Linked DNA regions of Mus musculus: region 2 is linked to region 1. The links are chromatin loops, found by intact Hi-C in ENCODE. Cell type or tissue: heart. All regions are shown on one strand. Each heading gives the region's core, and the rest is flanking DNA. Links, peaks and the distances in the headings are about the cores only. Region 1 overlaps Disc1 (disrupted in schizophrenia 1). Region 2 overlaps Sipa1l2 (signal-induced proliferation-associated 1 like 2).

Evidence for each region. A loop is a pair of places that touch in the nucleus more often than their neighbours do. Peaks named below come from ENCODE experiments on the same cell type or tissue, not always from the same donor. Only the 100,000 strongest peaks of a DNase experiment are listed, where the experiment ranks them.
Region 2: it touches region 1 in a loop (2.1-fold over the local background); 1 of 42 quality-filtered maps calls a loop at or near these places.

What each region holds. Positions count from the first base shown.
Region 1 is chr8:125,161,289-125,169,942 of GRCm38, forward strand. Disc1 (disrupted in schizophrenia 1) reads left to right here. Exons shown (of 13, transcript NM_174854.2): 9 at 3,705-3,893. Among named protein-coding and RNA genes, the nearest start is that of Disc1, 110 kb to the left of the region's middle. In heart, for the core only: CTCF peaks have their summits at 4,694 (motif pointing right) and 6,123 (motif pointing left); a DNase peak (open chromatin) is centred at 4,733; H3K27ac peaks cover 2,690 bases.
Region 2 is chr8:125,453,672-125,462,325 of GRCm38, forward strand. All of the region lies in intron 10 of Sipa1l2 (signal-induced proliferation-associated 1 like 2), which reads right to left. Among named protein-coding and RNA genes, the nearest start is that of 4930566D17Rik, 64 kb to the right of the region's middle. In heart, for the core only: a CTCF peak has its summit at 7,938; a DNase peak (open chromatin) is centred at 8,020; H3K27ac peaks cover 1,717 bases.

The DNA of each region.
Region 1 (8,654 bases), core at 370-8,369:
ATATGTGTGTGTGTTGCCTACATGTATGTTTGTGAACCGCATGTGTGCCTGTAGAGGCACAAAGAGAGTGTCCAATCCCCTGGAACTGGAGTTACAAATGGCTGTGAGCCACCATGTGGGTGCTGGGACTTGAACCTTGGTCCTCTGTAAGAACAGAAAGGGCTTATCCATTGAGCAGTGTTTCCAGTGCCTGCCCTCCCTCCCTCCCTCCCTCCCTCCCTCCCTCCCTCCCTCCCTCCCTCCCTCCCTCCCTCCCTCCCTCCCTCCCTTCCTCCCTCCCTCCCTTGGTGAACCAGTCAGTGAGTTTCCCTAGGATTGCTCTCTGAGGCTGGAGTAAGGTCACTAGGAGCTGCCAAATGTAAGTGCTTGGGATGATGTCTTCAGTCCTCTGGGGACACCCCTAAATGGAGACTTGTGGGACCAAGTGTGGAGTGGGTTTAACTTTAGTACAAGCTGGCCGAAGTGTTCTCTGTGGGGTTCACCGCTTTGCGTTTCGAGGGTTCAGGGAGTTGTACCTGCTTGCCAGCCTTGGTTCAGCCTCAGTTTAGCTGCTTGGTGCCATTTGAATGGGTTGATGTGCCTCTGCCACTTCTGGGCTTTTGTTTACACTCCCAGTGACTGATATTGTCTAACACATTTTCAAATGTGTGTCGTCCATCTGCATACGGCCCTTTGTAAAAGGCCTGGGAGCCTTTGTTCCTGTTTAATGCTGTTATTTCTGTTAATTGTTGAGTTGTAAAATTGTATCCTTTGTCAGTTGTCTGTAGGAGATGATCTGTCCCAGCTTGATTTTTCTTCCCTCTCCCCCTCCCCTCTCTAATCTGTCTCCCTCCTCCTCTCTCCCTTCCCCTCCCCCTTGATTCCCCTTCCCCTCTCCCCTCTTCACACTCTCCCCCTCTCCCCTCCCTCTGCCCCTCTCCTCTCTCCCTTCCCCTCCCCCTTGATTCCCCTTCCCCTCTCCCCTCTTCACACTCTCCCCCTCTCCCCTCCCTCTGCCCCTCTCCTCTCTCCCTTCCCCTCCCCCTTCATTCCCCTTCCCCTCTCCCCTCTTCACACTCTCCCCCTCTCCCCCTCTCCCCTCCCTCTGCCCCTCTCCTCTCTCCCTTCCCCTTCCCCTTCATTCCCCTTCCCCTCTCCCCTCTTCAGCCTCTCACCCTCTCCCCTCCCTCTGTCCCTCTCCTCTCCTCTCTCCCATCTCTCTCCTCTTCTCTCCTCCCTCCCCTCATCCCTTTCTCCCTTCCCCTCTCTCCCTCCCCCTTACCTACCCTTCCCCTTTATTCTCATTTTGTCTTTTTAAAATTTCTTTACTTTTGACAATCTTATGTAGTCTAGGTTGACTGAAAACTTGCTGTGTAGACAAAACTGGCCTTGAACTCCTGATCTTCCTGCCTCTAGCTTCCAAGAGCTGGGATTGCAGGTGCCTGGTGTCCAGCTTCTCTGCCTATCCTCTTTTGATGAGCAGAAAGAAGCTTGTCACCGGATGAAGCTCATTCATCAGGGGTTTTCTTTGATTGTCCTGCTCTGTCTTCCGCAGGGCTCAGCCTGTTCCAGAGCCAGTTCACTTTGCTTCCTTATCCTGCTTGTAGCTTCCTAGTTCTAACTTTGTATCAGCCCTGAGGTGATTTGTGTGTGGTCCAAAGTGTAGCTCAGGCTTCCCACTGTGCCTTCATAGATAACCAGTTGCTTTGGCAACCTCCCTTGCCCATTGCTTTGCACTCCGTTAGCTCTTGGAGGACATGCCCACTTTCTGGACTTCTGTTGCAGTCCATTGGCCAGCATGCCTATCTGCTTTCAGATGACTCTGTCTTGATTTATGGAAGCAATTGCTGGGGGGTCTTAAATGCAGACTGTTTGACGGCTCTGGCTTGTCTAGGTTTTCACATTTTCTTTTACATTTTTAGGATGTGCCCATTCACTTCTACCGAAAGACCTCATAAAATTTTGATAGGAATTGTATTAAATCTATGCATCAATCTGGAACAAATTGAAACCCTAGGAGTACCAGGTTTTCCAGTGGACATTTATAGTTTATCTCCACAATTATTTAAGCCTTATTTCCTCTCAGTGTGTTTTCGAAAACAGTTTCCAGTTCTGCCTAAGGTCCTTTAAACTCACCCCTACATACTTTTTAGTCCTAAGATATGTTGTAAACTATATTTCAGAGAAATTGTCTCATCGTGGCCTGCTGCTGCTGTTTAGACACACGACCGATTCTCATACCTGACCTCGCTACTCTTTGCTCTAGGTATATTTTATTCAGGGTTTTATGGCTTTTCTTTCTTACACCCCCAGCCACCTGTGGTTCCCGAGGCCACCTGCAATTCAGGTGTTATTACGATCGTATTTCACAACACGTTTATGCCAAACTTGCTCATTTATTCTCCTGTTGTTTTAGTTAGAGTCTCTGTAGCTGAGATAAGAACACTGGCCAAAAGTGACTCAGGGAGGAAAGGTCACAGACCATTACTGAAGGGAGTCAGTCACAGCAGGAGCTCCAGCAGGAACATGGAGGCAGGAATCGAAGCAGGGACCACAGAGGAATACTGCTCACTGCCTTGCTTTCAGGGCCTTGCTGTGTTATTGGCCCGGTACGACAGACCTGTCCAGGCATGGCACCACCAGGAGTGAGCTGGGTCGTCCTACATCAATTAACAAAGAACAAAATTCCTGAAGGCGTACCTACAGGCTGATCTGATGGAGTTAATGTCTCAATTGAGGTCCCCCCTTCTCAGCTATGTTAGGATTAGCCATCAAGCGCTGGAGGGATGGCTCAGCGGTTAAGAGCACTTCTGAAGGTCTGGAGTTCAAATTCCAACAACCACATGGTGACTCACAACCACCCGTCATGAGATATGACACCCACTTCTGGTGTGTCTGAAAACAGCTACAGTGTGCTTACATATAATAAATAAATCCTTGGGCCAGAGAGAGCGGGGCTAGAGTGAGCAGAGGTTCTGAGTTTAATTCCCAGCAACTACATGATGGCTCACAACCATCTGTACAGCTACAGTATACTCATATACTTAAAATAAATAAATAAATCTTTAAAAAAAGATTAGCTATCAAATATGTTTCAAATTTTGATAAGGGGGAGGGTTTAATTTATCTGCAGTCTAACTACCAGGCCAGTGCCTTTCCACCGTGCTTGCTGTGTCTGTCCTTGGACATTTGGGTATTGGGTGCAGTGATACCTGGGACTTTCTCTGGACATCTCTGTATTATTCTCAGAGGCATCCTTTCCAGGTGTACCCAACCTCTTGGTGATGCAGCAGGATACCGTTGTCTCCAGTGTTCACACACGAGAATCTCACAATTCATTTACAGAAAATACCAGCATGTTTGGGGAGGCACCGAAGAGACTCTCCCGCCCCACCGGAGGTGGTCTGATAGGCGAGGGCTGCTGAGGGAGGGAGAGTCATTCTCCTCTGGGGACATGGCTGCTGGCAGGTTGCTCATGGCCTGATGGATGGCCTCCACACCCATGCACATACGGACGGCACTAATCAGGGGTTATTAATAATAAAAAGACATGAAGTTGGGAGGAAGACACGGTGTAGGTACTAGAGGGAGGTCCACAGATATCGCGGTGGACACATAGCGATCAATACGCATTATATAAATGCATGGAACTTTCAAAGAATGCAAATATTATTAAAAAGCTCACACACGAAACCTTCCCTCCTCTCTCCCCCACTGTGTTGCAGGAAGCTGCTTCTCCACAGCCAAGGAGCTCACGGAGGAGATTTGGGCCTTGTCGTCAGAGCGGGAAGGGCTAGAGATGTTCCTGGGCAGGCTGTTGGCACTCAGCTCCAGGAACAGCAGAAGGCTGGGCATCGTCAAAGAGGATCACCTCAGGTGCAGGCAGGACCTGGCACTCCAGGACGCCGCCCACAGTGAGTAGCCCCCAGCCAAAGCCTCAGGGCAATGTAGTGCTGATATTATTGGATCCTGTGGCTAGATCACCTTGCTGTGACAGTGGCAGAGAGCACCCAGACAGTTCATGGGGGACATTGTTGGCATGAGCCTTGGGTAACGGGGTAGGGTCACCTGTTAGCTTTTACTTTGCCTTTCTCTGACTTTTTCTGCTCTGCATTTGTTGGTTCATGCCATGGGCTGTGTAGCTTGCACCCCCGGGCACACATCCTGAGCTAGAGGTTTTCCCTTGGTTCAGTCTTCCAGGATGCAGGCCACAGGCCGACAACGGGGGACTGAGAAGGGACCAGGGGGTGACTCTTCTGTCGGGGTGTCCTCTGAGGGTTGATTCTTTCCTCAGGAGAAGGACACGGGTGACATTGGCACTGGCCTACAGAAGGGCCAAAATGCTATTTGCCCTGTGTTCCACTTAACAGACACCACCTGCATATTCCACACATCCACGTCAGGGAAGACCAGTGTTCAAAGTCCAAACAAGGAACCACACCTCCAGCTGTCAGGGCTAGGCCTGCCACTCTGGGAGGAGCAGCCCAGGTTTTAGAGTTCTCCTGAACGGTGTGAGCTGTTGTTCCCTCCCTGTTTGAATCAGATGGCCAGTGATCATGGTTTCTCTTGCTAATGAAGCCCCATCTGGCTCAACAGCTCAGAGCCTAGCATTATTTCCCTTAACTCTTTAAATTTTCCTTATGAAGTATTTAATTTTTTATTTTAAGTTATGTATGGGGGTGGGGTTGTGCATGTTAGTGTAGTACCTGAGGAAGCCAGAAGAGGGTGCCAGATGACCCTGGAGCCGGTGATACAATTACCATGTGGGAGTTAGAAACAGGACTCATGGTTCTCTGTAAGAGCAGCTCCAGTTTTAACCACAGAGCCCCACTCACTCCCGGGCCCCTCCTCCCTCTTTTAGTATAAAATAGAGTTTGTTTGGGGGCATGGGGAGGGGGGGTGAGCAGGGAATAGAGGCTGAGAAAGAGGAGAAAGAGGGGACAGAGGACAGGGACACAGGGTGGGGTGGGATAGGGAGGAGAATTAGGGGCTGGCCAGGGACACTTGGAGAGCGGGACGAGGGGGAAGGGAAGAGAGGGAGAAAGAGATCAGAGAGAGCAAAGGGAGTCAGAGAGAGGAAAGGGTCAGAGAGTCTCTCTCTTTTTTGCGTGTTATTTTTGCGTTGGTCACGCAGAGGTCAGAGGGCAACCTTCAGGAGTCACTTCTCAGTCCACCTTTACTCGGCTCACGGAGCTTGCATGGGTTTCTGCCCACTGAACTACCTTCTCTTTCTCTTTAAGTTTTTCAAGACAGGGTTTCTCTGTAGCCCTGGCTGTCCTGGAATTCACTCTGTAGACCAAGCTGGCCTTGAACTCAGAGATCTGCCTGCCTCTGCCTCCCAAGTGCTGGGATTAAAGGCATGGGCCACCACTGCCCAGCCATCCCTCTCTCTCTTACAGGCCAAATCTTTTATTTATTCATTTGTTTGTTTTGCCACATGCAGCCCAAGGCTGTGTGTGGAGCACGCACAGTGAGGGGGGAGCTCCAGGGTCCCAGGCCCTGCAGGCTGGCTCATTTCGTCATGACTGACCGGAGCACGGTAGAGCTCCAGCAGACTTTTGTAGTCGATTTTTTTTAAGTCTTATGAATAAGAAAAACCAAAATGTTTCACAGTGTAAGCACTCAGTTTTTACACAAAACGGGGGAATGGATTCTATGGAAGAATCAAGGAGATGTAAACAGATTTGAGCAAATCTAACCCAACGATGTTTTCATTTGAATGGTGCGTGAGCCCTTAAAGCCATTAATATCTTTATATAAAAAAAAAGCGCTGTGCAGTATTTGTGAATCTCATCATTGTTACTTCACTAAATACTTTCAAGATGATGAATAAAACATAAACAAGCGGAACGGGAGATTGTTACAGGAGACGACTGAACTGCAGATGGCTCGCGCTGGGGAATCTTTGTGCTCCGTTCATGATAGTATTATGCTGGGTCAGCCACCCTCTCCCTGTGGGTTTGCTCGCCTGTGTCTGAGGCTGAGGAGGTGTGGCTTTAGATCACTCAAATGAACCATCCAAGAGTTGGTAAGAAGAAATAAAAAATGTATTTCAGGGACCAGGGGATAGTTTAATGGGGAAGAGCAAGCATTCTTGCAGAGGACCCATGCTTGCTCCTCAGTTCTCATGGAGTGACACCCCCTTCTGACCTCTACAGGTAATGCACTCACATGTACATGCATACAGAGGCATATGTGCATCCACGTAATTAAAACTAAAAGAAAACAAATTCCTGTGTGAATTAAAGCTTCCACGGATTGGAATGTAATAAAACCGAGTCATAGTCTGGGTTCAGCTGCTTTTGGATCTTGGGAAACAGCAACTCAGAAGGAACGCTGTGTCCAAGGTCAAATGTAGCTCAAGCGAGCAGGAAAGGCAGGTCTGGGTCTGCGTGGGCACAGTGCTCCATAATCTTTTCAGTCTTAAGCCAAATACCTGTTTCTTAGGTTTTAAAATGGAAAAACGAAAACAAAAAGACCAACAATCATGTGAGCGATTTGGGGGAGAGGGTTATACACACCCTGAATGCAGTGCCCCCAGAAGCTAGAAGAGGGCATTGGATCCCCTGGGACTGAAGTTCCAGGCACTGTGAGCCACCAGGTATGGGTACTGAGAACAGAACTCAGGCCTTTTGTAAAAGCAGTACATGTATTTGATTGCTGAACCATCTATGCAGCCTATAGATAAAATATCTTAAGGGGAAACTAGGAAACGAGCAACATCTGAGTTTAGGTTTGCACGCCCACGTGAGTGGGGGTCAGGGTCAGAGGTCAACCTTGGTTGCCGTTTCTCAGGCACCCTCAACTTTGTTTTAAGATCTTCCCTAACCTGGGATTTACCTATTTGGTTAGACTGGTTGACCAGAAGCCTCGGGGATCCTTCTGTCTCTGCCTCCACTGGGATTACAAGTGTCTCATCTCACCCGGCTTCTTATGTGGGCTCTGGGGATTGAACTCGGGCCCTTGTGCTTACCACTAAGCTATATCTGTACCCCAATATAAAACATTTTTAAAATGTGATTTCTAACAGTGGCTGGAGAAAGCCGTGTCGGGATGGACAAGCAGCTCTTAGGCTCAGGGATGTGAGCCCTCTTGTTCTTCCTAGCTTCTTTATTAGGTGACGTCAGATCCTGCCAGGACATTGCTGTCCATTCACCGCTCCCTCTAGGGTTCTGCATGTGACTTCCTATTATCATTGTTGTTCTGAACTTGACCTTGGTACATGAGGACAGTCAGCTGCAAAGGTAACAGGAGCTGCCCTTACCCTGGACAGCTGAGTACCTCTTGAAGTTCTAGGATTCTCTTTCTGTAGAAGAAGGAAACCTTTTCTTGTTTAAGGACCAATTAGCAGTATTGTTCATACGAAGGGCTCTTACTGGTAGGAAGCAACATTGACAGTCACCAGAGATGGACCAGCCTGTCTCACTGAGGAGATGTCCTTGTGCCTTCTGTCCCTGGCTAGCTTGTACATTCACTGAGAGCTGAAATGCTGCCTGAGTCTTATTGGGGTATCCCAGGATCCAGCATGGTGGCCTTGGGCCACCAGCCCGTGTTCATTTTGGGGGGCAGGAGAGTGATGTAAAGTGTTTTTTCTTCCTTGGTTTGGACTGTGGGTACAGACCTCAGATCTCCTTGAGAATGGTGACAAGGGGGACTTTCCTGAAGATGATAGAGTGATCCCCTTTGGATAGTTATTGGTTTGCTTTGTCTTTGAGGCAAGGTCTCCTGTAGTTAAGGCTGGTCTTGAACCCCATGTATAGTTGAGGGTGATCTTGAATTCCTGATCTTTCTGCATCCACCTCCTTAGGGATCATATTAGGGTCCTGCAGTTCCTAATACCTAGTTTGTGCTGTACTAGAATTGACCATTGGGTTTTGTGTACAGTGGACAAACACTCTGCCAGCTGAGCCGCCTCAGCCCTGAGTTGGATGTTCAGACTGGGGTGATGGGAAAGGCGCAGAAACACAACAGTCTCAAGGGCAAAGGGCAACACTCATGGCTGCTGCCTTTAACTCCATAGGCTTCTGTTATGGTGACACTCCTGTGAGGAGGAGAGGAGAAAAGACTTTAGTTTGGAGACTTCAAGTCACACACTTGAATTCTGAGGAATGCTTAGTAGAATGGAGCAAAATGAAAAAGTGGCCTCCGTGCCCCTGAACCAGCAGCCTTTATTTAATGTGCATTGAATTTTTTTTAAAACTGAGGTAGAAAAAAAAAATCAGTAACCAATTTTAGGTTTTGTTTTGTTTTCTAGAAAAAAAAAAAAAGAACCTTAAGATTTATACAGCTGTTTCTCCATCTCCTGTGTATGACTTGATAATCTGTATTGTACTTTATTAACACTGTTGATTTCATACTAGAACTCAGATATAAAGGAACCAATGTGGAGGGAAGCGATTTCATCACAGAGTAATCAGGCTAGAATTTAAATAGGACATCATTAGCATGGTAATGCGTTTCTCTAGTTCAGCAGGCTGCCTGAGTAGATCTGGGTTTACAGCTGGTGAGCCTTCAGGGCTCCCTGTTGGGAATCAAGCCATTTCCAGGGAGAAGGCCAAAGGGTAGGATTTCATATTTCTGGGAAATATGAACTAAATGGAGATCTTGTCCATATGGACATCTGATCAACCCCAAACCATCAGTAGACAACAGTCAAGTCACTGCTCGTATGTCAT
Region 2 (8,654 bases), core at 218-8,217, 290 kb after region 1:
ACTCTCCTGCACGTGCACCTGTGCTTCCTGGGGCCTAACAGGATGGCACCTTACATGTGCTCTAAGGCATCCTTCCCTAGATGCTCAAAACCGTTCAGCTGCTGTCTGGCCAACAGTCAGACGGAGATTCTAAAAGATCCAATTGTAGCTTTCTCCTGCCTGCCAACACACCATAGGCTGGTTGGGTTGGGAAGTGCTGCACAGTGGGAGGGACCACGGCCCTTTGGATGCTGTGGGTTATTCTTAGTTGTTTTCAAAGCCCTTCTGTATTCCTCCAACTTCTGCCTACTGTCACGAGATATCAAAGCCCAGAGATGCTGCAACCCTGCTCACTATTAAACGGCAAGGTCATGGCCAGACCCAAGTGCTGCAAATATTGTTCACAGAGCTGGACACGGACACAAGACATTGTTCACCAGGGCCCAGGCATCAGTGTCAACCACCCAACTGGCCATGCTGGCTCAGCAGTCAGCCTCTGAAGGCAGTGCCCTCAGACACTCAACGTGAAAAACTGTCTCCTAGCCACCCTTTAAAAGAGCTGCTCCAAGAACATCCACCCGTTAGCAGATGCCGGAGTAAGGCTTGCCAGTCCCTTTCAGAAACATTGCAGAGGAGCAGCAGGAGCTTAGCAGCCCCCAGGACGCACAGAGGGAACGTCACCAGGACACACAGAGGGAACAACGTTACCATGCCCTGACAGCCCACAGAGGCTCAGTCAGAGATGCCAGCATGACCCACCGACACAGTGAATGCAGAGTCCATGAGAAGTTCAACGCTAGGCCCTGAGGTCCAGCAGGCAGGGAGCAAACAGAGGGTCCTAGAAAGCAGGGCTCTTCAGTGCTCTGCAGAAAGACAGGTACTTAGGCCAGTGACACTGAGTAGGTAGGAAGTGGAGAAAGATGAGACTTAGCCTCACAGTTCTTTCTGTAAGTTCAGCCTGTCCCCAAAGACTGAACAAGGACCACTCCCACCATAAAGGCAATGGATGTCTCAGTCCTTATAGTGAAGCTCCCTGAGCAGCCAAGGCTCTGATACTGACAGACATTATAACTAGATCTTAAAGTCTAGAAAAAATATCTAGCCAGTCAGTAGAATGGCAAACTGAGGTACTCTTCCGAAGAACTTAGAGACAAAACACCCATCTTTCACCAAAAAGAAGGGTGTGTGTGTTAAGGTAGAAAATTAATAAGAAACACTACCAAAATATCAGAACCAGAAGACATGAAAACCAGATTTGAAGGCCCACAGGGCACGAAGCACAGACAGACAAACAGCCACCTACATACACCCTGTGCAATCAGATCCCGGGTCAAAGGCATGATCTGGACATGGCAGGAGACCGGGGTGGAGGGCCGGCCGGAGCGCTGCTCTCTGCAGCCATGCTGGAAGGTTTCTGATTAAAATAATTCCCAATGGCTCCAACCATGAAGAGAGAACCGGCCAACAGAGCAGTCTGGTTTGTATCTCACAACCCTGAGGATGCGTCAGTGCCGCCCTTGGGGAGCAGCAGGAGAAAAGCCTCCATGAGACAGGCACAGGCTGTCTTCAGAGGAGGCTCTGACCACCACACACCCCATTCCTCACCTTCTAACTTCATTCCCTTCCACCAAAGCCAAACTTGCTTCATAAGCTAGCCTATATTTCTCTGGATTTTCTGAGTTTGACAGTCAATATTTAAGTTGAGATTTGCCTGGATTGTGATGTTTTATTGCAAACGGAATTTGAGGAAACATTTACCAAAGAGCTTAAGTTCATGAGTATTCTGCTCTGTATCCAGATTCAACACCCGCTGGGACCGCAGATTCATCCACACGGCCAGTGATCTAACTGGAAGTCACGAAATGGGACATTACAGTAGGAGGGCCACACCTGTGTCTGCTGTCACTTCCAGAGAGCGGTCCCCCGGTGCAGGGGAGCCCAGGCTGTGCGTCTCTAGTCTCTAAGGCTCTGCCCACACTTCTAAGGCCTGCGCTTGCAAAGGGAGGGCGGATGGCTGAGACTAGGGTGCTCTACTTAATTCACACCTGTGGACTCTAGCTGCCAACAGCACACCTCAATTTAACTTGAATCTCGGAAGAAAGAACTTACATAAATGCGCACTCACACCTCGTATTTGAGGGGAGTGTTGTGCATAAGGCAGAGTGAGGAACAGCAGAACTAAGTCTCTCCAAACATCTCAAAGTCCTATGCAAGAGGCTTTTTCAAATGCAAAAGGGAGGGAGGGAGGGAGGGAGGGAGGGAGGGAGGGAGGGAGGGATAGATGTACAGTCTTCTGCCACAAGAGCTACCTGTTCTCTCAGGCTGCAAATGAAGCTCAGTCACTGAGGTGCTCACACTGTGCAAGCATAGGAGCCAAGTTCAATCCCTTAAACCTACCCCAAATCCCGGAGGTGGCACGAATTTGAGGTCTCAATGCAGGGGAGGTGGAGACCTGTGACCCCAAGGCTGACTAACCAGCTACTCTAGCAAATCACAGCAGGTTCCCTGACAGACGCTGACTCAAAAAACAGGGCAAAGAACACTGCGGGAGAGACCTGATGTTGACCTCTGGTTTCTACACACGTGTGCATCCACATTTACATGTTTACTGGCACGCATGTGAACACATACATGTGCACACACATGTAACTGCTATTAAGTGACACTTTCATAGCACTAACTCTAATGAGCAAGACTTTTCTTGACTCCCGTGACTAATATGTCAAACTACATAGACTGTAATGGAAGTTACCAGACCTGCTCAACCTTACCTCTGTTCCACAGGTCCAAGGGAATCGTCAGAGAATGCATATACAGAAGAATTGCAGGGTAGCCCTCAGAGACCCCTGTGCAGAGGCGGACCTGCCTGAGCCTTGACTTCACCATCCCTGCTTGGTTTGGATGTGAACCACCCACGTAAGTTTGTGTGTTTGAACACGCAGTCTCCAGGTGATGGTGTTGTTTTGGGCAGTGAGGCCTAATAGGAGGAAATGGATCTCTGGTAGACAGGCCTTGAGGTTAAGGCCCAGACTCCACTTCCTGCCTGCCTCTGCTTCTATTCTGAGATGTGAGGAGTCCTAGAGTGCTCCTGCTGTAACTCCTCAGACCGAGAGCCAAGGCAACCCCTCCTCCCTTAAGCTGCACTGATCAGGTGTTCTGCCATAGAGACAGAAAGCAGAGCTTACGTGGCTCTCACAGTGGACTCTGGGGACATCCTGGGACCCTGGATAACTACTCTTAGACTACTGCAGATGGCCCAAACATGTCAGAAAGACCTGTCAGAAAATGACATTTGTTAAGGGGTGGGAGGAGCTCTACTACTCTTATGTGTAAGTGAAACCTCTGTCAGGCAAAGACACATTTGTTCAGACAGCTCCAGTACACAGTGGCTTCCTTTCCACCCAGAGGACCGAGTCACCGTGCAGGAGCACACTGCCAGCATTAGACACATCGTGAGCTTTCTTGTCAGTGAGAAGCTAAAACACGTTGGTGTAGGCCGTGGAAGTGATCACTAGTTTATCAGCACACCAATTTCCTCTTTGCTCCACAACACTCACAGACATCATCAACTTCAGGATTCAATTTCTAGCCTAGGTAGAGATCAATAGAAATCTAGCTTCTAGGTTAAAAATAAAGTTGATTTTAACATCTCCCCTCTCTCCAGTGACTTCTCTGGCTGTAATCTCTTCACCACATAACCTGAGAGCGAATGCGTTGCAGGCCAGGGTCACCAGTGATGCACTGGATAGAGTAGGAGTCTGCAGGGGGCTGAGAGTTGCTTGGACTGAAACTTTAGAGCACCCTATATTTTGGTGCTGTACCCTGAAAAGCAATTCTGACCTCTGAACTCAGCACGAGGACTTTGGGATAGTTTCAGCCTGTACGGAGTGCCTGTTGACTCTCCTGCTCCCTAACACTGGGCTCCCATCTCCCATGTGTTTTTCCTCACTATTGACAAAATACCTGAACAAAGCAATCCCCAGAAGCTTCTAGGTTTGTCTCCCAGGTAACTCCACATTCTGTCGAATTGGCAATGTTAACGTTACCCTATAGAAGACTTCTTGGCTCTACTGTGACCCCCACTTCCTAGCTTTGTACCACATCTAACAAAGAGGTAATGTCTACTGCCAATCATGGGTGACAAACACCTACACCAACTGCCCATGCACAGCATGACTTCAGAGATTCAGGAAGGCCTCTGTATCACCTGCACAGGCCTTCTTACAGCACCCCTTCTTCCTAGCAGAGTCTGTTTGCCCTCCATAATAAAAGCACTTGAAACAGAGTCATCTCTGGCCAAGCTGGACTCTTGGATCTGAAGTAGGGTCCCTTTATCCACAGCTTCTCTCAAGATGGCCATCCTGGACCAGTTAGGTGCTAGAGTCTCTTCTATTCCTAGTTAGACACTCAGCACCCATCAAACTTCCCACTGAAGAGTGAATTTGGACTTGGGCCTAAAATTCTCACCTGCTAGTATGTGATGTTGACAATTACTTTAGACTCTGAAACTATCATAGCGTCAGAAAGCAGTCTAGACTGGATCATACAAAACATAAAGACTCTTGATATGCCAGCAGAACTCTGTGGACAGAAGTCTTCTGAAGGAAGCCTGCACTGGGCAGCAAGCAAGAAGCATAAAGAAGATGGATCTGGGGTACAGGTACATAAGAGCCACTGCCTCAGAATGCAGCACAGCACTTCACAGATAGGCAACCTTGCTTTCGGTTTCTACAAAACAGAGGAAACCGCAAAGGCCTTATAAAGTTCTTGACCATGAGAGTTTCTAAGTTTATAGGGTTCTGGGATTTACACACACACACACACACACACACACACACTTTTTTCTTTTTCTTTTTTCCTGGAGGTTGGAGAGACGGCTCAGTGGTTAAAGATGCCTGCTGTGCAAACCTGGAGGTCTGAGTTTGAGCCCTGAAAGCCAAGTAAAGGTTTCAAAGCCAGCTCCACATGCACGATATCATGTATGGCTACATCACACACACACACACACACACACACACACACACACACACACACACAAGCATACATAAATAAATATGAATTGAACAACTGTGTTGAGCTGTAGTAGCTGTAGCCTATGATCAGATATTTGATGGTGACACCTGACCACATGGGTATTGTCACCACTTAGTTAATTGTTCACAGGTGCTCCTGGGAACCCAGTGCCTCACCTCATGCAGCACATATCACATATTCTGTGTGTCATGTGCGGTTGTGAGGGACCAAGGAAGTCACCATTTCTCAGAGTTTTCTCAGAAAACTCAAGAGCAGAAAAAAATGTTTTCTGCATTGTAACACTTGTATGTGATACAACGGTTCCTGGTATCTACAGATAACGAAAGGTTATCTAAGAAGGCCACACCTAGTTGTCCACCATCTAGGCCACAGGTAACCAACCTGGCTGGCATGGGATGGCTGCCATGTTGCCCCTGCACTCCTGTTATCGAGCAGTAACAGCATCTATGTAAACTGTAAGATGGAACTGGCCAACAGGAGGGTGATGGTCTTACAAACTGCTGCACAATCTTTGTTATCAGGGAAAGGGGTACTGCTTCAGTTAACAAATCACTCACAAGAAAAACTGTGTAATAACACCGGGCAGACTAAAGGGACCCAACAGAGTGGAGACGAGGCTGACTTGTCAACAATGCAAGTGATTGGCAATTTCTGCCATTGAGTTGTTGGGAATTCTAGTGGAATGAATTGAACCAACCAACAGACAACTGCATGGATGGACAAGTGAACAGAGAATTAAGGAATAAACAAATGGATGCCAGAGAAAGAGAATGAGAGAGTGATGAAAACACGCAACCCGGCAATGGCTCTGGGATTATGGGCTTACCACGCTTAGAGCGCAGGTAATCACTGCACTGGCAGGCATGGCAGGCATGGCAGGACTGAGCATGTGTCAGGTGGCTGGGTGGCCGCTAGAGCTTCAAGTCCTGAACAGTTTCAACATTTCACACCAGGACTCATTAGAGGGTTGGTAAGACAGGAATAGATACAATAGCCATTTTACTATCTATACAAATAAAACAAATTAGAACTGTAATCTAAAATCTCATTTGAGTCCTCTCTCTCTCTCTCTCTCTCTTTCTCTCTCTCTCGTGTGTGTGTGTGTGTGTGTGTGTGTGTGTGTGCGCGCACACACACACACACACACACACACACACACACAAGCTGTTAAAACAGAATTTTCTTCCTGTTTCTCATTTCCCATTCTTCCCTCTTCCTGTACTTCAGGGAGTCAGGCGACAGACAAAGGCATGGTGCACGAAGCTTTAATTTTATAGAACACTGTGAGAACAATCAGTTTGGCTCTAGATAACCCATGGAAATCTCTGCTGCCCTGTGTCACATGGAAATGTGGACCCTTGTCAACAAAGCACAAAGAATCACAGGAGCCAGATGTACAGCCTGGAGTTTCATTTCCATTTTTATTGGACATATTTACTAAATTCGCAATGTGTGGCAAGTCATGCATGGCTCTGGAGAGTCATTACTTCTCAGACAGCGGCCTTTGAAGGATGCCTTTCCCCTAAAATGTCACTGACTGAATGCGAGGGTTAGGGGTGGGGCCTGATCTTTGAAAAACAGAAAAAGATCTTTAAATAGAACAAAACCAAAACCCAACAACTTTGTGTGTGTAAATGTGGGTGGGTGGATGCATGTGGGCCACGGTGCCCATATGAAAGTCACAGGACAACCCTGGGTGTCTATTCTCACGGTCCACCTTGAAACGGGGGTCGCTGATGCACAGCAGACTGGCAGGCCCTGAACTTCTGGGGCTTCCTAGCTCTGCCTCCCGTCTTGCCAGAGGAACGCTGGGCTTCCAACCTCCCAGGGCTGCTCTCCTGTGGGCCTAGGGATCTAAACTCAGGTCTGCATACTTCCTGGCAAGCCCTGCACCTACTTAGTAATCTCAGTCAGAAAGACCTTAATCAGGCAGCCCAGGGAGTGGCAGCACTTCCGGCCCAGTAGCCAGAATGAGCCCATTCCTCAGCTCATTTCCATTTGAAGAGTCATCCCCGGTGCTCCGGGTCGCTCCCGAGATGGGCTAGAATTTACTCAAGGGTCCTGGCCCAGCAGGAGATTCCTTAATGAGCTTCCCCCACCAACTCCATCAAGAAACCAAAAGTGGCCCTGGTTTCTTTCAACTGGGAGCAGGGTGGAGGCAGGCAGCTGGACTGTCCTTGAGGCTCAGAAATGACTTCAGAGCAGGCGTGGCTTTTGATTCACACAAACACACCAGCTCCACACAAGACTTCAGTCAACTCTGTAGTGAAGGGTGGAACCAGGCAGGCATCACTGACCTGAGGACAGCCAGAAGTGCCCATTAACCTGAAGGCCCCTCAGGCTGCAGGAGGAAGCAGATGGGTTCTCAAATTATTTCTCACTGATATCCTGTAAGAGTATTACTGAGCTAATCTATCTATCTATCAATCAACCTATCTATCTATCTATGAATGAATGAGGCACTTTCTCATTCAGAGAGGCACAGCACTGAGGTAAGATTCCTTATAATTAGCTAGTTTTGCCGTGTCTGTCACCCTCATAGAACTTGCACAGAGGCCCACTACATAGTAAAAAATCACACAGATGTGTGCACATGCACATAACTGCTCATTTAACTCCTTTCCTTCCTGACAGGCTCTAAGAGCCAATTTATGAAAGAAGATGGAGGTAATTTTCCACACCACAAATCAAATGTGATGTCAGAGCCTCAGGCAAATCCTGTATCCTTAACTATAGGACCATGAAACCAATGTAAGCTGCCCTTAAAGAGAGTTTTCAGTTTTATTTAAAAGGTTTATTATTTATTGGTGTGCATGTGCATGCATACGTAAGCTGGGAAAGCAGCTTGGTACTTGCCTAGCATTCCTGAGGCCTCTAGCAACATGCACACAGGAGCATGTGTGAGACACATACATGAACTCCCTCTTTCTAACATAACAGAGTACTACAGGGCCTGACTGTACTGGGGCATGGCTGGGACACCCAGAGCAGCACTTCCTGCATAGCTAAGAGCTGGTGTGACAGGGCTGCAGGCAGAGGACTTCTGACTACAGCACATACCATTCTCAGGGCCCATCCCCATCAGAAGTGAAAGTGAATCAGGAAGAATGAAAACACTAACTTTAAAAAAGCTCAATGGAGAGTCCTGCTTGATGTGTGCTGGGTTGGTTCCTTCCCCAGAGGTGAGAACAGAGAGAGGGCAGCTGAGCAATGTAAGGAGAAGACTGTGTGCTCTGGGAAGGGCATCAACAAAGGCGAAGTCTCTGAATAAATATCCTGGCTATTTTCAATTGCACTTAAAACAAAGAATTAATTATAGGCAGATCCAGGCAGATAAGAAAGCCTCTTTGGAGGAAAAACATGCTCTTGAGGAAAAGACAGCAGCAAAAACATCCACTCTGTAGTTTTGTTTATTTGTTTTAGCTGAAAAACAATTCAATATTCCTTAGGAAATTCTATTCTTTGAAATCATGTGCTCAAAATACCAGGCATAATGAGAATGTTACTATTTTTATTATCTAACGTTCTTAAAAGCTTCTAGAGTTTCTTACAGAGCAACAGCAGACCAAACCTATATCAGGTCTGGAAACGTTTTCACTCATCTCTGCAGTTGTCTTGTCTCCAGGAGAAACTGAAGACCT